Linked DNA regions of Homo sapiens: region 2 is linked to region 1. Evidence: chromatin loops called from intact Hi-C (ENCODE). Cell type or tissue: sigmoid colon. All regions are shown on one strand. Each heading gives the region's core, and the rest is flanking DNA. Links, peaks and the distances in the headings are about the cores only. Region 1 overlaps ETV6 (ETS variant transcription factor 6). Region 2 overlaps ETV6 (ETS variant transcription factor 6).

Region 1 (16,960 bases), core at 4,835-12,834:
AGCATACCTGCATCACACAGACGCTCACACCCACCACGGGACTGTCCCAGGACAGTCTCAGCACAAGGTACCTACTCTCGTTTCCCCCTCAGTCTCATACACAAACTTGAGACTTCTGGCAGAAAGGCTGCAGCATTTCAAATGAAGAGGGCACAAGAAAATAAAATGACAAATTATAGTTCCTAAAGCACGTATGTTACCAAAGTACCTTTTATCCAGGGTGGTGGTGGTTTTTTTTTTCCCCATGCACGCTTTCCCACTGAGGATTTTAAGTAAAACAAGGAAGGGGGAGATATCTCAAACCACAGCCTTACAAAAATTAATCTCTCAGACATATTGTGAATGGTTAAGTGGTGAGAGCCCACAGCAGCTGTGCTGAAGTGAATAAGATACAGTATTTTATGAAGCTTCTTAGCAAAGAGGCATTAGCAGGAAACTGCCAGATTCACAGTTAAGTTTTTAATTTTCCATTTAAAATCACTTCATTAAAAAAAAAAAAGTGGTGAAAAGGAAACAATACAGAGACCTAAAGCACAAAAAGAGAGAATGGTATTGAACCTGAGACTGCGTATCAAGCAGTGGGGACCAAGAGAGACGTAGACAGATGAGGATCTAAGACGGCCCTGGATTTTCACTTTGCAATTAGATTGCATTGGAATGGTAGGGGGATGGGGTCTGATCTTATTACACTATGTATGTGCCAGGGCTCTGAAAGGGACAGTATTTACCAGGAGACAGAGCAAGGGACTAGGGAGAGTCATATAGTTCACTAAAATCTGGATATATAAACCCTGAAGTTTTGGGTTGTGGTAGATGTTTTCTGTGGGGTAGCTTTAAATTTTTATTTTAGTGAGTTATTCTGTTTTTCTGAAATTTGTGAAGCTTTAACCACAGTCAGATCTCAAAGGGGAACTCAACACTATTCTTCATGTTCTTAAAGTGAAGAGATTAGGCAATAGGGCTTTGGCTTCTATTGGAAGGCAAGGTGTATATTGGATGGACCTGTCTCCCACCTACCACCTCTGTGACTCTGGTCAAGTTCCTTTTCCTCTTTAAGTTTGACTCTTCATCAGTAAGATGAGGATAATAAAACCCAGTTCACAGGACTGCCTAGAGGGTTAAATGATACAATACATGTGAAAAGCGCCTACCATAAGCACTCAATAAATGGAAGTTATTATTCCACATGGAGAACTACAAAGGATCTTTCCCCCAAATTCTGCACACCTCCTCCCTGTCACACACACATAGGCCACCCAGCTCTGGTAGCTCCTTCCCCAAGGGTCAAGATTTTCCTGACCACTTACTTCAACTCAAGACTTGGATTACCATGCCCTTTATACATCTGCAAGATCTTGGCATTACGATCAAACGTGATCATCCCTGAAGTAAAGACATTTAGTGAGAATGGTTGAAAGGCTTAAGGATTCAGATTTATACTCCCAAATTCACTACTCCTGTCAAAGAAATGCAGATGACTTGCACATTCTCAAATCGCCAGTGTACTAGAGGAGACCTGACCTTCTTTGGCCAAGACTGATGATGGCAATGTCTTGAGAGCAATGGCCACGCACAGTAAGTAGCAGACTGCTCATCCTGGCCTCAGAGCTCCAGGCTCACAATGTTTTGTCTAAATCAGGAGGCCTGGATTTTCCATCTAGTTTTCCATCTGTCTTATCCACAGAGAAGGCCAGCCCTAAGCAAATTATAGTGCTTATTTCCAACTCTACCCACTCCGTGCTGGCCACGGTCCTTCCACTTCAAAAAATTCAGGAGATCTGATAAGCTAATTTTCATTAAGATATTAGGGACTTGAGGTATTAATTATCTCTCTCCATAACTATCTCCTGCCATAATGATTTACTTTTAAAAGTGGAGCTATGTGGAAATAATGCCTGATCCAAAAGGAATGTCTCAACAATGGAATTTCAGGCACCCTGGTCATTCATCGTGGGAGATATTTATGTTCAAAGCACTCTAAATCATTGCAACTGGGTGACCACATTCCCTGCTTAAGTATAACATTCACCCCGTTCACAGTCAACTATAAGCCCTCTGTCCTGGGTCCAAAGTAATGCTATCTGAACAATAAAGGTTTAGAAGGCAGCCACTTTCTGAATCTCAATACTCCTTTAGCAAACAAAGAAGTACCAGACATGAGAGAGCTACACAGCGTCTGCACAGTGCCAATGCTACAATACCCAGTTGTATTTCAAGTTCTTTTCCCCGATCACTGGGGTGGCAGGAATCGTCACAGTAGTAGGAATAATCACAGAAGCTTTGTGAAGCAGGTATCTGGAATAACAGCTATAAGACGATCCCAACGAAAGCACGTGCGTGCACACACACTTGGATTCATCTGAAGCAAAAATTTTTCTCTAAGAATCAAAAGAAAAGCTTATTTTCTTTCATAAGGTCCAAAATCTATTTGATCAGAGACAAATTTCACATCTTTTTAGGTTTTTGTGGGTCTCTGAAGCTCCTCTCAGCACTTGGTCAGGGCATTCCAGTAGTTTCATTTATAACCCATGAGTCTCAAGTGAAGAAAACCTCTCTCAGGGAATTCCTACTTTTGTGTTCCTAAAAGACCTTTAATAAAACCCCAGATACCTGGATGAATATTTGAATCACGGCCAAATTTTAAGGTCAGCAAGAGCCCCCACGAAAAATGCTTGACAGAGTTGTAAATAGGGGAACGAGAACTGCGTCTGTTCAGAGAGGGGACTTTGTGAGGTGGCTTCACTACCACCTCATAGGAGAAGTGAAAGGAGTCAGTGTGGGAGCTGAGGAGTTCAAGAACAATGGCGTGAAGGAATCAGAATGAAAAAGGAAAGCATTTTCTCCCCGACTTTGTTCATATCTAGTGGGAAACCATGCCTAACAGAGATGAACCTTCCAACCCATCCGAATAACAGGTTTGGGAACCTGCACCACCTTAGGGTTCCTTCCTGAAGCAAGGCATGCGAGGAGGAGGAGGAAGGAGAAAGAGTCATTTTATGTCCTCAAGAGGGCTGGCACCAAATCACTTACTCATATTTGTTTCTCTACAAAGAGTTCCTGATGTTGGTGACTTAAGAGCTACTTAAGGAGAAAAAATAAAACCCCTCATCAGCTTTGGTCACGAATCACTGCTGCTTTGGGCGAGTCTTTTCTCCCTAATCTTACACCCCCTTTTCACAGCCCATGGCAATGAGTAGATGATTCCAGCAACTAGTTGAGGGCCTCTATTTAGAAATACTTTCCTTGGGTGTGAGTTTTCATGCCCAGGGGATGGTATAAGTGTCACAGATTCTCTCTGCTGGCTGAGGCGGATGGAAATGTACTTTCAAGCTCAGCATCAAAGCCTTCACTTTAGAAGCTGAAAGCCTTCATTCCCTTGCCAACTGTGCTTTTTTTCTCCCATAATTAATTAATGCAGTATTAATTGTGCATGTGCTACGGAGCCGGCTAAGGGAGGATAGTGTGGCCCATCCACGCAGATCAGCTGGCTCTGTAAAGCCTAAAACCCAGTGGATACCATCTCCAGAGGGAGAAAAACGCAGACTGAAATTTTTTACAGGTTACAGGAAAGGCAAACACGCCTTGAGTTGCAGAGGGGATTGCCGCTAATCACACAGTTGGGGTCAAGTAGATAGTTAGCAGAAGCCACACCTGTGCATGTTGCATGGGGCAAAGGGCCAAGCCACAGACAATTCTCAGGCCAGAAAGGGGGCTATGAGAACAGGGGAGCAGGCCTGTGATCTGGCTGTAAGGTCCTGGGAACCAGCATAAGGCAAGAGTGGCAGGGACAGTCTTTAGAAGCCCTGCAAGGCCTAGGAGCTGGCACCAGTTCTCATCCCACAAAAGCATTAACCCGATTTCAATCACAGGAACCATAGGGAAATGCTCAACAGAGCTGGGTGTTGGATTTCCCTATTTCCTTGCAGGAGGGCTTCCTCCCAAAACAATCACAGGTAAAACGAAGGACAATTTCCTGTGTCATGAAAGTACCACCATCTGCACTAAAATTTGATGTTGAGTCCTAAAAATCAAGTGAATGATCATGAAATCTGGCATTTACAGATAATGTTCCACTGCTGATACCCCTTGTGTTTCTCTTCTGGAATAAGAGAACAATGCGACGATTGAGTTGGGGAGAACTTAGGAATCATATACTCAGGCCATTTCACTTTGCAGATGTGGAAACCACAGTCCTGAGAGATGGAATGAACTGCTGGGATGACCCAAGTAATCAGCCACGTAGAACCAGAGCTCAAGGAACTGACCCCTACAAGAGCATGTTCTCTGCCCTCTTACCCTGTTGTAGCGTGTTCTGGCACACATGCCATGTGGGTAAACTAAGGCACCAAACGTCAGGCAATTTTTCTGAAGCGTGTTGGCTTAACACAAATTATCAGGAAGTTCAGTGTTTTAAGGTGTAAACTCAGTAACACAATCTTCATTCAATCACAGCATCTTTCTTACTGTTTAATAACCATCTGTGAGGTAGATCATCTCTTTAAAAAAGATGGAAAATAATAGACAAGGAACCTCTTTTTACTTCATTTAGTTTTGTTTCTAACACTCCAGAATTTACACACATACCTGAGACTATCTGGCAGATAACAGTGTGCATACAGGATTGGATATGGAAATTTATCTTCCTTCAAGTTCAAAAGATAATTTGGTTTATAGCTCTGATTTTATCCATCTGGGCCCTCTTGTCAGTAATTTATATTATGCTTAAAAATTGGAAAAAAAAATCAGCCTGTTAGCTTGGATATTCTCCTTCTAACCAATAGATAGAATGAAACAACTTTCATTTGCTCCTCAGACTTTTAAAGAGTAATAGGGTGAAGTGGAAAATAAAAGTCTGGGTTTTGGAATTAGATACGGATTCAAATTGGGGCTCCTCCACTTTCTCTGGGTGACCTCGGGCAAGTGGTTTACCTGAGCCTCAGGTATAATATCTACTGTGCAGAGTTTGTTATTATTCAGGATAATATATATGAAGCATATACATATACACACATATATACATATATACACACACACACATATACTTTTATATACACACACACACACACACACACACACACACATATATATAATAATAGTAGTGATCATTATTTCTTCTTCCACACAACAATGCCACAGAGATTCTCTAGAGTGGCTTTATGATCTTAAACACGGTTGACCTCAGAGTGGCTCCTAAGGAGAAACACAGGCTCCTGTGAGCTGGCAGGTAGGGTACAATGACCAAAAAACTAAAGCTCATTTGCAAAGATGAGCTACTTCTGGAAAACAAATGGGTAATAAAATCCTAACAATGATACTTCTCAATCAGAGCTCCATAAATTGCTGGATACCCCTATAATTTTTAAATGGTGCTATTCAACACCCTAAAACTTGTCCTAGGTGCTTTTAAAAAAGTATTGTTACATCTTCCCTTACAAACCTTCACCCTCCTCAGTGAACCATTTCAGTTAGTACCCCCACCCCAGAAGTAGAGAATTTAGCCTCAGCTGACCTGGTAAAATAGGGTATTCACTGCGTAGCCCTGTGCAGTCAACTTTCCCTTCTAGGTATCCAATCGTCATCCACCCCACATCTACAGTTCTTTATCCATTATCCGTACCCATCATCTGCATTTCTATTACTGGAATCTTACAGCCCCATTTGAGAGCTACTGGTATCCATGATCTGCTGGAAGCAGAAATGGAGACCAATGTTGAAAGAATGGGGTTTTGTCCACACACCCAAGATGGAGGCAGTAAATATTGGGGCAGTGTGACTAATTATACTTGGGAATTTACAGTCAGCATGTGGCCAGAGCCAGGGCCAGTTTAAATCTCTCAAGTCCTGCTCTACCCCTCCTTCAGAAGAGATCAGAAAAATGAACCACAAAACACTCACACATGGTACAGGCAACTGAGAATCAGAATCCACCCATGGCAACAGCAAAAGCAGCAACATCTAAACGTCGCTGCTAACGTTTACCTCTGATGAAGTTGTCAAGGTCATCCTGCCAGAAACCCCAAAAGTTTGAATTACTAATGTGGTGTAACTCACACATGAAGCAAAATGGGAGAAAATATCAGTTATTTGAGCATGGAAACTGCTGTATTTGTATATACTCAGCTCAACCAATGCTTTCTGATAATCAGAGGAGGTGAGAAGTAACTTAGAGAAGCACATTCAAGCCAACACACTGAACCTTTATCACACCTGCCAGAAAGCATTAGGTAGATACATGTAAGGGTGACTGTGGAGCTCATGGACAGGAACTCCTCAATCTGCGGAAACCCATCAAGACGAGAGAAAGACCACAGACGTATTGAGGGTTGGGAAAATCCAAGAGGAAGCAACGGACAGAAGAAAAGAAGAAATGGAAATAAAGTTTCTGATTTCCTGTTGCTGTTCAAGTTTCATAAAATGGACTGGTTCTCATCGTCTTTTATTTTTTAAAGGGTTCTCTTAGTCTGCTATAACCTTTCAGTGTTGAGTCTAGAATAAAGCTGGGCACCTCTGGGCTCACATAAATAACACAGAGCACCAGGTAGGGACAACCCATTGTCAACAGTTTCCAAATGTCTACTTCAGAACTCTGAGGAAAGGGAGAGCCCGTGACACTAATGAGGGGCCGTGCCATCTTCATCCTCCCCTCCCCATCCCCCACAGCGAAACCAGGGCCACTTTGTCAGAGCTGACGCTGGAGGAACTGCCTTAAATGTACACAGAGCTCACTGCATGAAATGTGAAGTGAAAGAAAAGGTCAGTAAACCTCTGGTTATATATTTTTTTTCTTAAAAAAAAAAAGACATCTATAAATAGCTGCATTTATTGAAGCTGCTTCCTTATCAGGAAGCATGGAGCTAGGAATTAACGTCTGCCTGCATCGGAAATTCTTTCAGACAGCAAACCCAAAAAGGAAATTTCCCTTCCAAAGCATCCTGGCTGTTCTGCTGTGGGCTGTTTTTGCTCTTCAAGCTGTTTGAAGCAGCTAACCAGGGCCCTCGTACAGCCACATGTGCCGCGGGGAAAGTAGAAAGCTTCAAGCATTTGGATGTAAAAAGTGAAGGCACCCAAAAGAAGGCTTAAGGGGGAACAAAGTAGAAAATGCTAGTGGCTGGTCGGCTTTGTTAGAAGTCATTACTGCTTTGTAAGACACTGACAGAGAATTAAATCTCTTCTCCTTGTCCTTGTCTCAACTCTGCTGGTGATATCACTGCACGTCACAGGCAGCTGTGAGGAGAGGCCATTTTTGGAACACTGATGTGATAGCAAAGGACAGGGGAGGACTTGATAGGTATTAGAAGAGTGGGGAAGGCTGAAGGAGATTCACAGATTCAGGCGAGAACGGGAAGAAAGTTCCAGACTGAGGGAGAGACATGTGGGTAGGAAAAGGTCCTGGGATGGAGTGCCCTAGAGCAAAACTGAGCCCCTGGAAATCACAGGGGATCGTTTGAAAGCAAAGCTTATTTCCATTGTGACTTAGGAAGATTAGTCTCAATAATACACAGACAGAACCCTAGGTCCTTTCTTTAATGAAACACACAGACAACGACATGTCTGCTTCCCTTGGCTCCTGCATGGGGAAGCCACCTCCTCAACAGGCTATTCACCATAACCGGAAACAGAAATGGAGCTTTGGTGAGCTACCTGGCCACTGCAGGCCAGGCACTATGCCAGGTGCTATACATAAATGAGCTCTGATACTTCTAAGAAGCCCTCATTAGTAGGTGTCGTTAGAAACTTGAGTCTTAGAGAGGTTAAATCATCTCTCTAATAGAGCCAACCCTGAAATTCAAGTCCATTCACGTCTATCCAGACCCAAGCCCTTTCTATTACCATGGTTTTTTATTTGGAGACTTCCAAAAGCAGTGAGACCCTGCTCCTAGAAGGGCACCCCTAGCAAAATGCTGGGGAATTGGGTACTGGATTGAGCCCACTCTCAGAGCTGGCCCATCAGGGCCTACAGGACCAGCCCTGGCATTCTGGTTGTAGGGAGAAATTCAACTCTAACCTGAGCTCGCAAGAGAACAAACGGGGAGGCAGCAGGACTGGTGAACAAAACCAGAATAAACCATCCACAGGGACAGGCTGTTATCCTGATTCCTCTCCCTCATCCTACTACGAGGGAGAAGCCAGTCTGCTGAGGATTCAGCACAACTTCATGATCAGGTGGCATCACTAGAACCACACCGGTCCCAGTCCCTGCACCTGTGGCTGCCCAGACTTCAGCGGTCAGCAGTGCCTCTACTTTCAAGTCCATGAAACTCTTTATGTCATTATGTTTTCTCCTAAAAAAGCTGAAAGGTGGTTTCAAGAAGTAGAAATCACATTCGGCCTTTCACATGCTGTGTGAACCTGGACAATCCAGTTGACCTATCGGAGACACGGTCAGCTCATCAAACAGAATCAATAGCACCTGCTTCAAGGACTGCTGTACAATTAAGTGAGACAATAAGTATGAGCGCATCTTGTTATGTATAAAAATATAAAATAATAATGATGATCACGTTCAGCTCCCAATTTTGCCTCTTTTTTTTTGGGAACAAACATAATGTGAAAGCATATAAAATTGTTGCTCTACCCAATTAGAAAAGAGAGGCACTGCATCCCTTCTCACTATGCTGGTTCTAATATAGCTGTGCCTGTCACGTGGCTGTCTTAAACTCAGTTACTCTGCTGAGAAGGCAAAACAGCCGAGTGGGTGAGCAGCGAGGTAATGTTTCCAAAGGAAGGCATTAAATTAAATTATTAAACACACACAAGCAGGAGTAGTAATGTAAGAATTTTGAAAGATTCACAAGGAAAGGAAAGAGAGCCAAGGGACTATTTCTGGTGTTCTGACTCCAGAAAACGCCGAGCGGCTATTATGGCTATTTATTAACCTGCAACATCATAAACCCTAACCCTATTAAATATGATGAATGAGTCCTACGTTCCGATTTTTAAATATAATTCACAGGGATTTTAGAAGGCCAAATGGACACTGCAAAATGCACAGTCTGCGGGCAAATGGCGCAATGTCAACTAAATGTGAAATGATCATGTTTAAAAGAAATTTAAAATAACGACATTTAATTATTTAAATTCTGCCCCATCAATCTGAACTATACTTATATTGTTATCCTAAGGCGGGGCCTGAGCATCACTGTCTGAGGCCCAGTGTTTCATAAGGTAAGCCTCTGCCAATGAGCAGGCTGGCAGCACCTCGTGAGGTGCTGTAACTGCCCCCTTCAGCAGCCACTCCCCCATGAGTTTAGAAAAAGGGCGGCCTTTGGGTAGACAAATCAGAAAACATCCCTCCCTTGCGAGACTACAAGTCCCCTGGTGAGAACTGGGCAAAGGTATCCTTTGCTCCCAGCAACAGCCCTTCTCTGCGTAGAGTCAAGAGTGACCTTGCCTGGGCACCCTTGGGGGTCCTTGGTCTTTCAAGTGTTTTCAAGCTACAATGAAAAGCTTATGTTCCTTTAAAGAATGCAACTTTTTTTTTCCCACCTGTCTACTGTAATTGTACTTCGGCTCTTCTACCCTCAAGCTTCAAAAAAAATTCAGTACCCTTTATGGAAGAAGAGGAAGAAGAAGAAAAAATGATGCCCTTTCTATCCTCTCAACAAACATACTTGTGTTTGCTCTCCCGGTAAGCAGAGGGGTTCTGCTGTAGGACTGTTGAAGGGCACTGTCCTGGTAATCTGGGCAGTGAGTCAGAGCAGGATGGCACGGTCTGGCCTTTCTTCCCTGGGCTCTCCTCTTGCACTCTGCCCAGGCTTCTTTGCCAGTCCTTTTCAAGTCCTCTCTAATCAGCACTTAACACTTTACTCCATTTATCACTTTGCTTTTATCACTGGCAAATAAAAGGAAAAGGCATCACTCTCTACTTCTCAATAACTTGCTAATTTGTCATGCTGTGTCTTCAGTTTGGGTATAGCTCTGTGTTTGCAGAATAAAATGGTGAGAAACTCTCTGTATGAGAACCTTAAATAATATGATCTCTGCTCCTCTTTACCCCCATCCACAAGAATATAAGTTGATTTAAGAATGAAAGAAGAGAAAGGAAGAATTAAGGGAGAGGATTTATCTGGTAATCAATGGAAAATGGTGAAAAGAACCCACTTTGAGGCATACCAATCTGATGAGTATCTCTTTAAAATAAGCAGCTACAAGTGCCTTGGACTTAGCAATACCATAAATGTCCCGCTGTTGTCTTGGCTTTGAGATTCTTCCCCGTACTTTCCATGAGCATTCCACTGGGAATTGTCTGGAATCCCAGATTAAAACAGCAATAACCCAATTCCCTGGTTAGAATATTTATTTTCTTTTAGGTTTGGAAACTCAGCTGGGATGCATCTTTAAGTGTGTGGCACAGCTTCAGTCATCGTAGGGGCTATATGCTCCTCTCAAACAGGATGACAAGCAGCAGAACCCTGAAACGGGAGCGGGAGGACAGAAGCTCAGCCTCATTTGGAAAGTCCCAGCTGAGGGCAAACAGCAAGAGCCTGGGAACCTCCACTTCCAGAGGATTCAATACAGATGTCAGAACCAATGGTGTCACAATAGGTCTCATGCAGACTACCAAGGAGAGGTATATAAAGTTAGACTGCCATAGAGTAGGCATTCAGGCAAAATCATTACCATAATCTGAATCCATAGTCTAACTACTGATGAAATGGAAAGGTTTCCGGGAATGTGCTGCAGTTCTATATTTTATAGCTGTCTACGTGGGGACCCATCCATCCTTCGAAGGGTGATATGCAAGCCATTCAACAACAGATAGAACAGACAGAACAGCAATTAGAATAGATTCCAGCCATAAACCAATGCTACGGCCACACCAGTGAACACTGGCTAAGTGTCAACCCTGAATTCATCCATCCATCCATCCATCCAATAAATATTTACTAAACACACACTTTTTGGTGGTATAGTGGATATAAGATCCTAGGCTCTGGAGTCAGCCAGAACTGAGTTTGAGCCTTGACTCTATCTCTTACTGGTTCTGTGATCGACCTTGAAAAATTACTTAAATTGTCTAAGCCCTTATGTGTGACATGGAGATAGAAAGAAGACCTACCTGACAGGTATTGTGAGAATGAATTAAAAGAATTCCTGTAAAGGACTTCACACAGTGCCTGCTACAGGGTAATCCCGTGATAAATATTAGCTATTATGGTTGTGTGCTAGGCACACAGAAGGCACTACCAAAATGCTGGTAAGCAGCACAGACACGGCTCAATAAGGAAACTGTCTACTCAAGAAAAAATTCAAGTGTTAGTATGGAAGAAACAATTCAAAGCAAGGAGAATGATGCCTCAGATGAGAATCATAGTACTTTAAAGTTAGGAAGGCTGTTAAACATTTTCTTGTCAACACACAGTATTGTATGCTAGGAGAACTGAGTTAAATTACCCACAGTCGAACAGCAGAACTAGCTAAAAGTTAAGATCTCCTGACCTCCAGTTCAGTGTGTTTGTTTGCTTTCTTATTTGTTTTGTCAGGATAACATCTCGTGGAAGATAGTTAAGGAGCTTCCATATGTCAAGGCATCCAGAAGTGAACCAGGAGCGAGGGCCTCCTTGGGGGATGTTGCAATCTATAGGAATAAAACGTTATGAAAGAAATCTCAGCCTGTTTGTGATGAGTGTTTGATACTTTTTTTTTCTCTGTGCTAGAATTTAAGTTCCACAAGAGCAGGGGAGTTTTTTCTGCTTTGTTCATTTCTGCACCCCCAGGACACAGAAGAGTGCCGGGCACAGCAGAGGCAATCAATAACTATTTGTGAGATGAATAAATGAATGAATTAGGTAGCAGAAGTGTTCTGCCTGTGTGGCATGAGTATGTTCCATCCTGAGGCGAATATTTCTGAAGTGAATATATCGGTCACAGGATGACTTCTGGAGGAAAATTTCCTATCACTTGGCTGCTGTTTCTTTTCCAGTTGTGTCTGCTCCCATGGTGCCACAACATTCCAGTTTCCTAAGAACACTGATGTTCCCAGCCATGACCCTGGCACCTTTACAGTTCGAACCTCCTTAAAAGTAGAGGAAAAGATGGTAGAGTAGGGCTGTGTCCTTTACTTCCCTGCCCAAATGAAGCAGAAATGTCTTGACCATAGTAGGCAGCAACTTCGTAAATACTGATGGACGCAGCAAGCTGCAGGAGGGAAAGGATTCTCATGCCTCCAACTCCTCACAAACATCCCAGCAACCGTCTGCCCTCTGGGGCAGAAGGCATAAGCCGGCGGCAGTGTTCCCCCAGGAGCCCCCATATCACAGTCATCTGATTCCCTGAATTACCAGAGAGAGAAAGGAAGAACCTGCATCCTCTGTCTCCTGTTCTCTGCATTCAGAAAGCAACCTTCTGAGGAGGGTGGAACAGGAGGAGAAGAACTGGAGAGCATCACCCTGCTGGAGAGAGATGGTGAGCAAGACTGTGCCACCATTTAAGTCACTGGAAGGGCCAAGGTGACCTCAAGTGTCCTCTATAAGCTAGTCTTGTGCCCTCAGGATAACATTCAAGGCAGAGAAGCTGGCATTTTCTTGGACACTGTGAAGAGGGTGGGAATCAGGTGATTCAGTCTCTCCAGCTGCCCCAATCCTGTTTTATCACCTGAGCTGGGTGGCAGTATGAGAAAGGCAGACAAAAAGGACACAGCAGGTGTCAACGGCTTTGGAGGCCAGTATCAGCAGCACAGGTGTGTGGGCCCCAAACCTCTGCCAAGTTGCAGCTGAGGACTGAGACGGGGAAGTGGTAGGCCAAGGGGTAGAGATGATTTGGGAGAGAAAGGTGGAACCACTACAGACTGCAGCTGCTGAGGCAAAGCAAGCACAAGAGAAGCAAGAGAGAGTGGAGGTGAAGGAAAGAGGAGGCAAGAGAGAGGACCTATGCAGGCCTAGAAAACGAAGGGAAGAAAAGTAGCCAGCACAGACAGGGAGGGGAGGGAGGGCCCTGGAAAGAAAGGACGAGCGCACAGCTTAAAAACAAAGCAGAAGTGAGTCTGACTCACAAACTGAGCAAAATTTAGGACCAAAGAAAATATTAAAGTTGAGTAAGCGTGAATTTGAGAATACAGATAAACTTTGCACACACACAGAAATCATCTTGTCTACTAGGAGATTTAGTTGGCTCTGCCATATACTGCATGTTTCCAGGTTTCTTTTTTTTTTAACATGTCATAGTCAGGGAAGAAATGAATACACTGAGAAACAAGGAACAGGAACCTCAAATTTTTCAAAGGTATCTGGGGGTAGGGGGGTGTGAAAGATTCCAAAGCAGCGTGGCGAAGTCCTGTGAAAACCACCTCAGAGCTTGCCCCTCTCTGGCCTGGAGCCCACTGCCTGCCACCCCCGCCCCACGCCATCAATCCTCTGTCCCTCTCGGGTCACGAACACTCACGCAGGTGCGCAGGCAGGCGGATCGAGTCTTCCTCCATCCTGAGCGCTCGAGGCACTGGAACATGAAGTGGCGTCGAGGAAGCGTAACTCGGCACTGGGCTCTCTGGAGGTGTATATGAAATTCGTTCCTGCTGTTAAAAATAAGGGCAGGAAGAGGGGAGGGGGAGAGAGACAATGAAAGCTTGGAATGGAGGTATGAGACCATCTCGGGGTGGGGAGCAAAAGGGAGGCGGGGCATGGGCAGTACCAGCTTCCCAAGCAATCCGGCTTACTCTCTCCGTAGAGACACTGTATACAGTTGTCTTTCAGATGCCTAGCCTTGGGGCTATATAACAAAACTCTGCCATCGTTGAAAACAGCCTTTACTTTGGACTCATGTCAATAGGTGTACACCCTGTGGTTTGTACAAGTAAAAAGGAGGGACAAAAGGGAACAAAAAAAATACGTCCGCGAGAATGGCTTAAAGACAACTTTTTAAAAAATGACTTGCCCAAGTCACATAATTAATGCCATCACTATATTAAAGCCATGTTTTCTCTTCTGTAGCAATATCCCCAGCTTCTAATCAAAGTATGATTCTAGATTCACTTCCATAGTGAGCTGATCAAGTAAAGTGACAGCTTCAAAGATAAGTTCTAGATTTAGAACTTCAATCCACAAGGAAGATTTTTCTATTGTCCACCTATCTCACTATACAACCACCACAACCAAAAATATCCAACGTCTAATTTTTTCCTTCATTGCTAGGAATTATCTGCAACAATAATGAATATCTCCTTGTTCTTTTACTCTCCATCTCAGAATCGATATTTCCTTTCCCTCTGAAGTATTTCATAGTTCATTCAAAGAATTATCTGAATTTAAAAGAAGTACTGTTTGACCCCTTATCAAGTATCAAAGGGTGGGGTGGGAGAGCTTCCATGGATCCTCCATTTGAATTCAAACAAGCAGTGTTTGTTAGATCAATTAAAACAAACTAGATGGGGTGAGAAGGATTACCGTGAGTTTTAAGTTAAAATACCGCAAATAATGGCAAGAAACCGACTGTTGGGTTCGGCAAAACAGCAGTGCAATTTGTAGCTTAGATCAACATGCCAACTAGGTTGACTTGCAGTCCACATGTAAACATGACTTCAGGAGTGTCTGTGGTTTAACTGGGCAATGTAAAATGGAACACACAACATCCAAAAATATGGTGGAAAGGAAAGACCAGTAAGATGCCACTATGAAAATAAAACTCAAGAGCAAAAGAAAATCGTACATTTAAGTAAAGGGAAGGCAGTGTTTACGTTTTGGAAAGATAGTTCTTTAACATTTTACATCTCATCAAATGTGCAAAGGGAAGCGGCGGAGTCCTCGGCCTATAACCAAATTAAAGCTTCTCCTCTGCTCATAGCCTAGAAAGTCTGGCAGTTGTGGTAGGAAGTTTTGATTTTAAATGAATATATACATATTGTTATAATTTCCGAATGGAATTGCTATACCTTCCCTAAGGCACCCACCAGAAGCAAGTAGGGCAGTTGGAATATTTCTGTTTAAACATACATCCTGAGGTTTCTTGGTGAATTTCTTAATGAAGGGCAGGCACATATATCCCAGGTTTCATTTCTGGGTCAATTAAGATGTCCTGTAAAAAGTCACCCAGAGGCAAAACTTTCAACTGCACTTTTCTTGAACTTTAGCAGGCATCACATGTATTTTGAGAAACTTTAACTTGAAGGATGGGTTATACTTTTTGGTGTTTGGTTTGGGATGAAAAAAGCAAAAAAAAAAAAAAAAAAAAAAAAAGCCCACACATATAGGAAACATAAAATCTGTTCAGAGGTTTTTAAAGGTGAGGTGGGCTTCTGAGCATTTCAAACAGTCTGTTTTTAGAATTTAACAAATTCTCCATACTCTTCAACTCTTGTCTGACACCCCCCAAATCCCACTATATGTCTAGATATCTACCGTTAACTTTATTCTCGGAAATAGCTTTCTGTTTTGTTAGGGTTTTTGCAGAAGTGAAACTTGGTGAAGAAAACATCGGGCAGCCAAAGGGTCTTCAAATGGTGCTTCATGAGTGCAAGAAAAAAACAAGACAGCATTTCGAAATTCAATGACTCTTCTTTCCCTTGAAGCAAAGAGAAACTCACAAGACACTCTGGCTAGTCCATGAGAGTGAGGCCGCCTCATCCCCGCCTGCCCCAACTCCACCAAGGCAAGCTGGGAGAAACCCGGCCCTCCATGCTGACTGGACTTCATTTCTTAGGAACTCCATCCCCAGCCAGCTGACAAAAGAGTCTGGCTAGCTATTACCCTGAAAGTGTATATACTGTAATTTACTAAATTATCATTGCTTTGGACCTTCCTTTCAACTGTGCTCTCTTTAAAAGTAACCCCTTGGTGTGCTTTCACTTCTACATGGTTCCCTGACCTTACGGTGAAACACCACACTTCTGCACCTGCTCTGGGATCTGACGCCATCCCCCGCAAACCCCGTCCAAACAATTTTAGATGGAGACAACTGCTATTTCATGATGAAAACTTATAAAAGGAAGGCCAGAGATGAAGAGACTGTGGCCCACTGATCTCCTCACATTCCTGATGATGGTTTCTACTCAGCTGGAGGACAGTTTTCCACACCATAAGCTCTTTTTCAAAGGCTCAATGAAGAGACTTGTCAGCAACAAGAGAGGTTACCTTGACCAAGACGGACAAATGCACAATGTGCTTCTAGGGCCCCGAGCACTCTTCTAGTAGCCATGGCACACCTAAGGTAACTCTGGGCTTGGTGGCTGCAGAGCACTTGGGGACCCCAAAAGGATGCTGTACAGTGAGTGGGCTCTGTTCCAAGGAGAACAAAACACACTCTTGGGAATCCCACACTACAGAGACTCCTTTTGTCTCTCTTTTTGTGAATCTCTAGGTTGACTCTCACAGTGCTCATTTTTCACTCTATTGCAATAACCTCGCACTTAACATCTACCCTGGCACATCAGCAGACTATCAGCAATTGGAAAAATTAACCAAATACCACTATCTCAGATGGAGACATCTAGACAGAGAAGTTTAAGGACACTAACGTCTAATTTCCCAAATAAAGGGAACCTCTTTACTCTCACAACTGCTTCTCTGGTGCGACCCCAACAAAGGAGGGGGTGGTGGTGAGAGTCCCACCTCTAAAGCAAATTGTCAGACAGATGAAAACCAGAGCTGCTTTCTTTCTTTTAACATTATGGGGAGTAGGGGTGTGTGTGTGTGTGTGTGTGTGTGTGTGTGTGTGTGTGTGTGTGTGTGTGTGTGTGTGTGTATGGGGGGGATAACGATTTTCCCAAGAGGATTATAACCGCTGCTCTAATTAAATTAAAATGCTACAGACAGTGATATTAATGTATTCAAGTGTTGTAGGGGGATAAACTGCTGGTGGAGGTCAATGATGTGACTCAGAATGCCGTGATGTGGTTACATTATTGTTTAGATGCTGTAAAAAATAAAACACGCTGCTCTCAAATTTGCAGATACAACCTATCAAGCCAACCAGCTGAACAAAAGGGAAGCACTGCAATTTCTGAGGCCAATTGTAATACCTATGAGCAGGT
Region 2 (12,480 bases), core at 4,481-12,480, 62 kb after region 1:
GTTCAAACTCCCATCCAGGAAGCTCCCCGACTCAGTCCCCTCCATCCCCAAGAAGGAAACTCCACATCTGCTAATGGGTAGTTAGTTATAAGGGACTCTGGTGGGCTCTATTGATCATTCAGAATAGCCCCCACGACTTAACATGCATTTGCTTTCACTTAGTGCTCTTGGGAAATAAAAAATAACTGAGTAGTTAACTGCACAATGGAAACATGGCCGCTAGGTGAAAGCCCCATAAGGGCAGAGTATGTGTTATAAACTTCTTGGTATCATTTCATTGGCTTGCTCGTAAATATCCTTCTGTTTTTTTTTTTAATATTGAAGATGATAAAGTCTGTCCATTTTAATCCCCAAATTTCTCTAACCTTTCCTTTGAAAACCCATGTTCCAAATCTTAAATTATTTTTATCACACTTCTCTTCATCTTCTATATTTATACACATTGTTGTAAAGGAGTGACTAAAACGAAAAAATAAGGACTGACTAATGCAAAGGTTAACAAAAGATGATTTTCTTTGAAACTCATTATTTTTAGTATATTTCAGCACCTTTGCCTCAATCTGCTTTCAGTTGAATAATGACTCCTGAGTATTTTCTTTCAGTACCTGTAGCAAGTAGTATTTTCACTTTCCATATTTGTATGTTTGGGACCCTCCTATAAATGTCACTTGTTTGTTTTCTTCCAGAGGAGGTCTCACTCTGTCACCCAGGCTGGGGTGCAGTGGCACGATCTTGACTCACTGCAGCCTCAACCTCTCCGGACTCAGGTCATCCTCCCACCTCAGCCTTTCAGGTAGCCGGGACTACAGGCATGTGCCACCACGCCCAGCTAATTTTTGTATTTTTTGTATCAACAGGGTTTTGCCATGTTGCCCAGGCTGGTCTTAAACTCCTGGGCTCAAGCGATCTACCCGGCTCAGCCTCCAAAATTGTTGGGATTACAGGCATGACAAATGTAACCTTTTAAGGATCCTGAGTAAATTCATTTTTTCTTCTAATTTTCCAAAGTAATCGCTCACATTTTACAGTTCAGAATAGAAACTGCATATGAACAACGACTATGTCTTCCTGGTAAGCCCTTCATGAAGAGCCAAGGTTCTATGGACCACTAGGTAGGTTCTGATGACTCAAAGTATGTTTATACCCTTGCATGAAATTTTTGTTTGACTTCTTTTGTTACCAAGAGATTACAGGCAGTGGGGAAGGGCCATGGGGGTGGGGATGGGGGGGATACTTCTCCTGTAGCTTGGCTAACCTGTTTTAATTACAGTTAGACTCCAGCTATTGTATATTACATGCAATCACTTAGCCCATGAAGACTATGAAAAACTATCCTTCCAAGTGCCCAGTTGGGTAGAAAGCCTGAAGGTAGGAACCTGTCCAGCTATCTTGTACAAATCAATTCATTCTTGCCACTATGGGTATAATAAGATCGGAGAAATGTTCTAAAAACAGACCTCTAAACTGGAATTGAAATTATAAAAACTTCAGAAGACAAAAAGCAATAGGTGGGAGCAGTCCAACAAACTCTGCTGTCAACAGGCCCGATGCACCTGACCATGAGCAAATTCTTCTCTCTCACTGCCTTGCTTCAGGCCCTCACCATCTCTGGCCTAAAATGCTGCAACCACGCTCCCTTCCCATTTGCCCCACACAGTGGTCTCTCCCATTCCAATCCATTCACACCCCCCTGTCAACCCACAGATCGAACGGGGTCAGTCTAACTGCATGAGGCCTCCAAGTTACCTGTACCCCAATCCTTAGCATGGCATTCATATACGCCCTAATGTCATTCCCCACACTCTCTCCACTTTCTATAAACATCAGGCTGTCCTTGCGATTCTTCCAACAAACCTCGTGTTTCCACTTGCCTTAGCTCAGGCCATTCGTGGAACACCATCCTTTTCTTCTCTGCCTTGAACAGCTTCAAGGTCTGTTTGAAATATGACCTCTCCTTTGAACTCTTCTTACCTCTCCCTCACGGTCCTGAGCAGATCACGCAGGGCCCTCTGTTCCTCCTTTGGCACCTAGCACATGGTACCACAGTTAGCTGAGTACCCGGTTTTCTCTTCTACAAGACCGTGTACTCCCTGGTCACAGGCAGAGCCCCTGATACACAGTAGCTGCTCAGTTGCTAAGCGAACATTAATAGCCTCAGTTTTGCTACTCAGCTGCCTCAAAGAATACCACTCAGGAAGACAGGATGTGCCTTTGGAAGTTTCGCTTTGGGAAATGCCCAAGCACAGAGCTGGAAGAAAAATCTACCTCTGGCTACAGAGACTAAAAACACTTAAACTCTTGAGTCTTAAGACAATGGCTGCCAAAAAGGAATGAAATTCTGACACATGCTACAACATGGATAAACCTTTTAACATCATGCTAAGTGAAATAAGCCAGTCACAAAAGGTCAAATGAGATTCCACTTACGGAGAGACCTGGAGTAGTCATAATTCACAAACAGGAAGAAGACCCCTGATTACCAGGGGCTGGGGGAGGGGAGAAGGGCATGCCAGCGTTTGCTGGGGACAGAGTTTCAGCTGGGGACGATGTAAAAGTTCTGGAGAGCGCTGATGGTTGCACAACAATGTGAATGTACCTAATGCTACTGAATTGTATACTTAAAATGGTTAAAAGGGCAAATTTTATATTATGTATATATTACCACGATTTTTAAAGTGCAAAAGAAAAAAGAAATGGCAAAAAAAAGTAAAAAAAAAAAACATAGGGACATAAAGGACAGTGATACAGTGGCTTTGAATTTGTTTACCAACTCTCAGATTACTGGAATGAGAGGATCCTCCTCAAGGCCTTACAATGGAAGTTTTAGAACTAAAGCCTGGAAGCCCTGTCTTCCACAGTAGGAAACAAACAGATGAAATACAGTGGACCCTCGAACAGCATGTTTGAGCTGCGTGTGTCCACTTATATGTGAATTTTTTTCAGTAAATTTACACTGAGTGGCCTGCCTTTCCTCCCGCCTCCTCCGCATCTTCCACCTCTGCCACCCTGAGACAGCAAGACCAAGCCCTCTTCAGCCTACTCAACATGAAGATGATGAAGATGAAGACCTTTATGATGCTCCACTTCCACTTAATGAACGGTAAATATATTTTCTCCTATGATTTTCTTAATAGCATTTTCTTTTCTTTAGCTTACTGTACTATAAGAATATAGTATATAATACATATAACAAACAAAATATGTGTTAATTAACCATTTACGTTATCGGTAAAGCTTCTAGTCAGCAGTAGGCTATTAGTAGTTATGTTTTTGGGGACTCAGAAGTTATATACATAACTCAGAAACAGAAAGTAAGATATTGCATGTTCTCACTTATAAGCAGGAGCTAAAGAATGGGTATACAGGAACATACAGAGGGAAATAACATATATTGGAGACTCCAAAGATAGGAGGCAGGTTAAGGTTGAAAACCTACCTATTGGGTACAATGTTCACTACTAGGGTGAAGGCTATATTAAAAGCCCAGACTTCACCACTACACAATATATCCATGTAACAAAACTGCACTTGTACCCCCAAATTTATTTTTTAAAAAGTTATACACAGATATTTTTCCTGCGTGAGGGGTCAGCAACCTAACCCCCATGTAGCTCAAGAGTCAACTGTATATTCAAATACCTTTCACTCGATTCAGTCAATACACAGTGTGTACCTCCAATGTTCCAGGCCTCATGCAAGGCACTGAAAGGGGATCAAAGTTGATTAAAAATGGCCCAGGGCATCCTAGGGAGAATGACACAGATACACAAATAACTACAGCACTGGGCTGACTTGGACTAAGGTTTATAAAAAGAAATACAAACGCAGTAGGAGAAACAACAACAGTAAGTTCAAGACATTTTTCCAACAGGAGCTCAGGGAAGGCAAATTCATAACAGTTTAATGAAGGAAGTCCAATGCATGACCTTGGCCCATTTGCACCTTTGCATCCTCCCTAGTGAATGAGGAGGGGGAACGCAGTATACTCGAAGGTCCTCCAGCTGGGAGGACCTTCCTACATTTTACATAACACAGAGGGTGGCCACAACATTTTGGGATGTGGGGCTGGGTCTGACCCAGAAGAGCATTTTCCTATCCTCTTTACCTCCATCCTACAGCTGCTCCATTCTATCACCCATGAAAAAGCTCAATAATCAACAAACCTTCTCCGCACTTTATTTCTCCTCTGTATTTATATATATTTTCAAGTATCCTGCAGGATAGCTCTTTGGGTTTCCACAAATATAGAAGAAACACACACACCCCTGCATTTTTTTACTCTAAAATTTCAGTTTCTAATTAAATCTTGTACATCCCTCATCAAGATCCATCTACATATAGTTTTATAGGCTGGAAAAATAGACCTATGCTGCCTTTTCCAGATGATTCGTGTTTTATGGAATAATAAAATGGGTAATGCTTAATTAAAATGAACATTTTTAAATGAATTAAAATGAGCAAGCTGTATTCTACCAATTTTGAAGAGTTTGCATGTTTTAGCTCTTGGATGTGTATTCAGCAAAACTGTTATCAATACATGCAAACCCCACTAAATTCTGGTTTCCTTCCATTTATCCTAGATGTCTTCAGAAAAATGAGAAAGCCTGGCTCAAGCAGAAAAGAAAGAATGTTGTCCTTTCATTTTATTAAAGCACTTTGAAAGGGGCAACCTATTACAATTATCCCTTTGCAATATTGCAGGAACTTAAGTATTTAACAAAAGATAGGAAGAATCCTGAACATGGCAGCATCGTGCTCTAATGGAGAGATCTTCAGAGTGCGATGATAGTGGGTTCTGGAATCTGCCTGTGTTCAAATCTGGGCTGTGCACTTTCTGTCTGTGAACTTTAGGCAGGTTACATAACCTCTCTAATCCCCAACTTCCCTACCTGTTAAATAGTTTAGTAGTAGTAATACCTAACTCAGAGGGTTGTGCTAAGAACTAAACAAGAATGTACTGACATGAAGCTCTTAGCACAGTGCCTGGCACAATTAATAAATTGTTATTCATCAATTTATATTGTTCAATGCAACCACCAGCTCAATCTCAGGCATTTCATTCAGCCTTTTTGGATCTATCTTGGTTCTCCCTACTTCTATCTTACAAAGGTATTAGGGGAAAAATTGAGGTCACACCTATAAAGAAATATGAGCTACAGGAAAACATTAAACTCCCTTGCTAGTTGTTGAAGGAGCAGGCTGCCATGTTGTGGGTGTCTAGGTTGGGAGGCCCACATAGTATGGAACAGAGGGAAGCCTCCAACCAACAGCTAGTAAGAAACTAAAATCCTCTGTCCTACAACCACAAGGTACTAAATTCTGCTAACAAAGTGGGTTCTTCCTCAGTCAAGCCTCAGATCAGAACACAGCCCTGGCTAACACATTAATTACAGCCTTCTGAGACCCTTTGCAGATGACCCAGGTAAACTGTGTCCAGATTCTTGACCCAAAGAAACTGAGATAAGAAATGAATGTTGTTTTAAACCACTAAATTTGTGGCAGTTTGTTATGCAGCAATAGAAAACTAATACTAATGCAGATGTTAGGAATGCAAGCAGACCCACATGGTACAAAATACACACGTATTTCTATGATTTAATACCATGCTGTAGTGATTCAGCCTTCCTGGAACCTGTGGCAGGGAAGGACAGGAAACTAAGGACAGATACTTAGAAGAGTCAGTGGTAAAAACATATTCTCCATAGTAATGGGGTATGGAAAAAGAGTAATAGTTTTCTATGGTATTTCATCAAACAAGGAACAACCAGAGGTTTTTTTAAATTTTTTTTGTTTTCAATTTATTTTCAAATTAGGCAAGTCAGCCTTTTCTGGATGCCAAATAGAACAAGAGATTTCGTCAAGTCCAAATCCTCTTGCCAAATTGCATTACCTTATGGGCATGATTGGAAATCTCTCGGGGCTTAGTTATGGGAAGGATTCACAAGTCAGATGCCCAGATTAGACAGCCCACATGCAACTTAGTTCACATTAAATACACTCATCCAAACCAGGAGATAGGAAACTTTTGTGAAGATGTGGATTCTGCCTTCATTTTTTAATTAATTACTCCTCTCACAAATGGATATGCTACACTACTCAGACACTTTTCCATTGCTCTTACAGTAACATCCCCTGCCCTTTTATCAGTATCCCCACTTAAACTTACACCCCTAAATTCTTAATCAGTCTGAGGCCTTCTTAAGCATTTTTCACAGAATTAGGAAACTTAAAAAGTAAGACAGGTCCTTGGAGATAATCTTGGTCATATTCTCTAATTTTACCAGAGAAATTGCAAGGCCCACAGAAGTCAAATGAGTGACTCAAGCTTAAAAGCAGAATCCTTTTACAACCTTTAAGCCGTTTCTTGAGAACGGAGATGAGGAGTATGTTTCTCCCTTAACCTTCCCTTTCAACTTTTCCTGCACCTGTCTGTTCAGATGCCTGCAGCCTCTGCTAAGTACCTCCTCTGACTGGGAAGCATTTCTGTGAAGTTACAACCACGAATGGAGGAGTTCTCGGGTGGCTCCTGTGTAGCTTACAGGCTATGGTGACATTCAGGACCCATCAAGTTTCTGCCATTGCTGTCAGTCCCCAAGAAATTTCAGCCAAGTCATGGCAACAAAATAAATGATCGACTCCACTGCCTAAGTGATGAGTTAAGGCACAGTGTAGTCACAATCTATGTAATCCATGTAGATTCACTGATTGCAGCTTAGGGAAAAAGACAGGAAGGAAATCTATTCATTTAAATTTAACAATTATTTACAGAAGTATTACCTACAATTTTTCTATAACTTATCTATCTGTTCAACAAACACTGAATATCAATCATGTGTCAGCCAAATTGCTACTAGAAATAAAAAGATGATGTAAGAAATAGTCTCTGCCCTCAAGGAGTTTGCATTCTAGTGAGGAAATACAATATTTAGTAATTATAATAAGGAACTTATTTATTTTTATTATTATTTTTTTGAGACAGAGTCTTATACTCTGTTGCCCAGGCTAAAGTGCAGTGGCATGATCTCAGCTCACTGCAACCTCCATCTCCCGGGTTCAGGCAATTCTTCTGCCTCAGCCTCCTGAATAGCTGGGTTTACAGGCCCCTGCTACCATACCCAGCTAATTTTTGTATCTTTAGTTGAGATGGGGTTTCACCACTTGCCCAGGCTGGTATCGAACTCCTGACTCAAGTGATCCTCTTGCCTCGGCTTCTCAAATGCTGGGATTACAGGTGTGAGCCACTGCGCCTGGCTGGGAACCTATTTATTGAGCATTTACTATGGGCCAGGTGGGTTATTGGTACTTTAGATGGATTAACTCCCTTAGTTTTTATTGCAACTCCATGAAGTAGGCACTATTTTAATCCCTATTTTACTCACAAGAAAACTGAAGTACAGAATGGTTAAGTAACTTGCCCGAAGTTCATGTATTCATTGTTTTAACAATGATCTGCCTACCACTCTAGGCACAGCTCTATGTGCTGGGAATAAAGCAGTGACAAACAGATGAAAATCACTGTTCCCATGGAGTGTACGTACTAGTGGAAGGAGAACAAACATTAAGAAACAAGTAAAAATCAATATCAGAGACTGACAAGTGCTATACAGAAAAAAGAAATAAAAACTCTTGAAACTTTGAGTTACTCATCACTGAGGTTTCTCCTGTGTGATGTGTGCTGCACGTGTTAATAAACTCTCTATTTTTCTCCTGTTAATTTATCGTTTTGCTAATCTTATTTAGAGGAAAAAGTTTCTTTTTTTTTTCCCTACACCTATCATCTCCCCTCCCCAGGCCTTAGGGGTCCTCATCTCTAAAATGAAGGAATTAGACCACAGGAACTGCAAGAGGCTTGGTAATTCTAATATTCCATGAGTCGATGATTAGGAAGAAGAAAGATGTCACTGGTGATATGGAAAAAGCCAACTGAACATGCTAAGCGCTGCTGACCGCATGAGACTCCAAAGCTCCCTGAGCCCACCGCCTGGTCAGAGGACGAGGGGAGCAGCTGAGGTTCCTCACAATCCTCCAGGATGCACACCCCTAGGTCTCCAGCACTGGAGAAAGAGTGGAGAAGGAGGCGCCTGGAGAACACAAACACAAACACAAGGACAGCCATGAAGGCGAGAGCTGGAAACTCCTCAAAATCTGACTCTGCATGTTGCAGAACTAACAGATGAAACCCGGTTGAGAAAAAGACAGCCTTGCCAGGTGTTGAGTCACATTAAAGAAACTAGTCCTTCTCCCTCCAGCCTGTGCCATTAGGATTTGCTCCATTTCACTTCCCTGAAGTGCAAAACTGGAAGGGATTGTAATACAACTCACTTCAGCTGGAGGACCCAGGATCCAGTAAAAGCAGACAGAAGCTAGGGCAAACTCCAGTGCCTGGCAGGAGAATTCCAGTGTCTGATGAAAGAATTCCCTTCCTAACAGCAATGGTCCTTGCTGCTGTCACTCCCTTCTTTTCCTCAGTGTTCTTGGCTCCAACTTTCTCCATGCCATTCTATCCCTGTCCCTATCCCTGACTTTCTTATTTAACTCTCAAATCCTAATTACGTGAGGTGGAGAAATCTCTATTTCAATTCATTAGAATCTGTTCCTATCACAGTAATTTTCTAAGGGGTCATATGAATTTGGGCCAGATTTGGTATCATTAAAAGGAAGGATAACATACCTTCAGTTCACATCAGATGAGTCTCACATGCACGAAAATGCCAGAAATTAAATGTTTCGCATGGGCCTGTCTTCGGTATCCTTTGACAGGTCACAGCAAAATTCAGTATACAAAGGGTACAGAGATGACCTATACTAAGTGACATACACCATCTTTACATGACCGGTTCCAAATTTTGTTTTTTTAAATCACACGTCAATCTAAGGGAAGAAAAGCACAGTGCTAAACTGATACATAAGACATGTTGAACCAAATTCTCTCCTAGCTCCTTAAAGAGAGGAAAAATAGCATCTCCACGGGGAGGGAAAAGAACGTCTTATTCCAAGCACCAGCAGGAACATGTCTTCTAAAGAGAGAGATGGGACAAACACACACAAAAGTACATGTGGATAAATGATTACGACTTTGCAGAGTTGAATATCTGAAAGCAGAGAGAAGGCTGTAACAAACACAGAGACAATAACCAGGTGGAAAAAGAGTCTTCACTGGAAAAGTTTAATAGGGAGGAGATATTTTAAAGTACTGTTTTGAAAGCGAGAGCCATGTTTAGGCAGAGTGGTGCCCATTCTGTCTGTATATGATCATCTTCCCACCTAGTCTCTGCACTCAATGACATGAAAAATATATTGAGCATTACAGAAGACAGTACATTTGGTTTAAACATGGCCATTGGACTGACTTGTCTTAAGGGGTGAACTTTTTATAAAAGCAACAGATGGGTCCCCAATTCAGATAATTCCATAAGAAGCTATTATAAAACATGTCATGTGCATTACATCTTACATAGCCCTTATACTAAATTAGTGGCCCATTTTTCAACCGAGGACACTGAGCCTCAGGGGTTAAATAATATGCAGACTCACAGAGGTCAGAAGCAGCAGGGGTAGAGTTCAAACCAAGGTTTACCAAATGTTGGTCTGTGTTCTTACCACTGTGCTAGGTAGCTACAAGAATACAAATAAATTAGATCTCTAATAAGGTTGGCCTAAAATGATTTCCAAAAAGCCATCCAACATATAATACCCTGTTATGCCACGGCATGATACAGTGTTTCTCTACCACCATCCCTTTCAATAAACTTTTTATTTGGTACAACTCCATCCTATCTTCGCAAGCATGTGTGTTTGTGTATGCAGTGGCCATATAATCTCCCTAGTTTGAGGGAGAATTGGTCACAGAGGACCAGCTGTTTTCTCCAAGAAGTGAGACTCCTGCTACCCACTGGCCCTCTCTGGTACTCTTCCCTGAAATCATCACTCCCTCTGCTAGCCATAGAGTCTCTGAGAACAGATGGGCAGGGATGGATGTGGGTGCAGCAGCCATCCCTGCAGCTTCCCCCAGTGCTTCATCACTAGAAAGCAAATGGATGGAAGCAGCTGGGGACAGAGATAGTGCAGGGAAAGCACTGAAGGACACCAGAAGTGGGTAGCAGAATTGCCCCAGCACATACTGTTGCTACCCCTGTGATGGAGTTATCTTGGTCCAGACCCTGGACAGAAAAAAACTACTCCATGACCACAGGCCGTTCCTGAGTCCGAACTTGGGTGAACTCTACCATCCAAGCAAACAGCCTGACAAGGACCAGAGGTGATCGGGATCTTCTCCCTACTCTGGGCACAAGGTCAGGCCTGTCCTCTTAGCCAACTGGATATGCCACCAAGGGAAAGAGTGAGAGGATGACACTAAGTAGCACAGACCCAGATGACTATTGTGGGAGACAGGTTAGGAGTAAGTGAACATGACCTGTCTACAAACCCCAAAACTGAAGAGACTCACAGAAACACAAGTACTGCATGACTTCCCTCATCTGCCTCCAGGAACTGCATACGCTGCATGTTACAGTCAAAGCCAACCACTTGCCACGGCCTGCGTGGCAAATGTTCTCCCATGCCTTTAACTTCTCTGAAATCGTCCGCCCCATGTGCCTTCCCTAATTTATCTGACAGATGCAACACTGTCTCCCACCACCGTAAGTCTTCTCTCCCAAGGAGAGGTAGGCACTCTCTAAGACCTAAGTTCTAAGGTACATATAATAATGCATTCTATTTTATTTTTAAATTTATTATTATTACTATTCTTGAAACAGGGTCTCATCCTGTCGCCCAGGCTAGAGTGCAGTGGTGCAATCACAGCTCACTGCAGCCTCAACCTCCTGGGCTCAGGTGATTCTCCCACCTTAGCCTCCCGGGTAGCTAGGACCACAGGCATGTGCCACCATGCCTGGCTAATTTTTTGTAGAGATGGCTTCGTCATGTTGCCCAGGCTGGTCTTGAACTCCTGGGCTCAGGCAATCCATCCGCCTCAGCCTCCCAGTGCTGCGATTACAGGCGTGAACCACCACGCCTGGCCTCATAACGCATTCTAAATCTTAGTTTGCATACTGCCTCTCCCAGCTAGATAGCAAGTTCTCCAACTGCAAGAACCAGGCTTTATTAAGACAATGCCTGCCTAGTTCCTGGTAGATGATGCTAAATAAAATAATGCAAAGAATTGACCTGATTAGACACATAGAGGAACAAAAAAAGACTGATCTTATAAGGAACATGGCTTTACCTGCAAAGAATTTAACATAAGATGAAGTCAACAGGCATTAACTGTACTGAAGTCATGACTGCAGAAACAGTTGCTCCAAGCACTGTGGGGCTGGGAAGTTAGTGGGAGGAACAAAATTAAAATAAGATATGTAGTCCGTCTTCTGTTGCTTATAACCAAATCCCTAAAACTAGGTAATTTACAAAGAAATGAAATTTATTTCTTACAGTTATGGAGGCTAGGGAGTCCAAGGTCAAGGGGCCCCATCTGGAGAGGGCTTTCACGCTAGGAGGGACTCAGCAGAGTTCCAGGACAGTGCAGGGTAACACAAGGTAAGGGGCAGAGCATGCTAGCTCAGGTCTCTCTTCCTCTTCTTATAAAGCCACCAGTCCCATTCCCATAATAACCCATTAATCCATTAATCCATTAACCCATGAATGGGGTAATCTATTCATGAGGGCAGAACCCTCATGACCCAACCACCTCTTAAAGGCCCCATGTGTCAATACTGCCATACCGGGGATTAAGGCATTAAGTTTCAACATGAATTTTGGAGGAGACAAATACTCAAACCATAGAAGTGTCTTGTCTCCTATGAAGTCTACATGCTACTTCTTCACACCAAACTGAAATACAAAGTACTGAGGACTTACCTTTATTGTGCTTCCCACAAACATTCTCCCAGTGTGCAGTACTACTGCTGGTTTCAAAATAATGGAGTCACGAACACAAAGGACTCTCTTTTGCACGTGGACAACTGATTATACATACATGAATATATTTATGGCAAACCTGTTTGCAATTGCCAAGATCCTAGCACCAACTTCAACGCCCATCAATGAGAGAGTGAATGAATAAACTGTGTATAATCGGCTCATGATGGAACATCATACAGCAGACAAGGCAAATTAACTACCGTGATGCATAGCAATACACATGAATGCTGGCAGTCGAGACGTTAAGTAAAAAAGTAAGTCCCAAAAGATTATATATGGTCTGATATCCTTTTTATAAAGTTGAAAGGTGATAACAATTAAATACATATCTATATAGCTACATACTTTTTATGTGTGTATGTCTTATGTTTTTATGTGTTCCATTTTAGAACGATATGTAAGCGAAATAAAGTATGCAGAAAAGGAAACATAGATGTATACAGGGTTCAGATAATAGTTACCTTGGGTAGAGAAAAGAAGGGAGAGGAGGTGTGGGAAGGATGGCAATCTGCTCAGACGCAGGTTATGCTCCAGGTCCTAGATTTGTCTGGGGGGATGGGT

What was found. Hi-C counts contacts between places; a loop is a spot of excess contacts. Peaks named below come from ENCODE experiments on the same cell type or tissue, not always from the same donor. Only the 100,000 strongest peaks of a DNase experiment are listed, where the experiment ranks them.
Region 2: it touches region 1 in a loop (2.7-fold over the local background); 9 of 110 quality-filtered maps call a loop at or near these places.

The regions. Positions count from the first base shown.
Region 1 is chr12:11,749,000-11,765,959 of GRCh38, reverse strand. ETV6 (ETS variant transcription factor 6) reads right to left here. Exons shown (of 8, transcript NM_001987.5): 2 at 13,381-13,510. Among named protein-coding and RNA genes, the nearest start is that of ETV6, 110 kb to the right of the region's middle. RefSeq lists enhancers at 2,464-2,673, 3,004-3,053, 7,285-7,334, 12,332-12,381, 12,692-12,781 and 3 more. In sigmoid colon, for the core only: no CTCF peak of the experiment used is centred there; DNase peaks (open chromatin) are centred at 6,648, 8,689, 9,209, 9,699 and 2 weaker places; H3K27ac peaks cover 4,155 bases.
Region 2 is chr12:11,691,310-11,703,789 of GRCh38, reverse strand. The region is part of intron 1 of ETV6 (ETS variant transcription factor 6); the gene reads right to left. Among named protein-coding and RNA genes, the nearest start is that of ETV6, 48 kb to the right of the region's middle. In sigmoid colon, for the core only: no CTCF peak of the experiment used is centred there; a DNase peak (open chromatin) is centred at 8,189.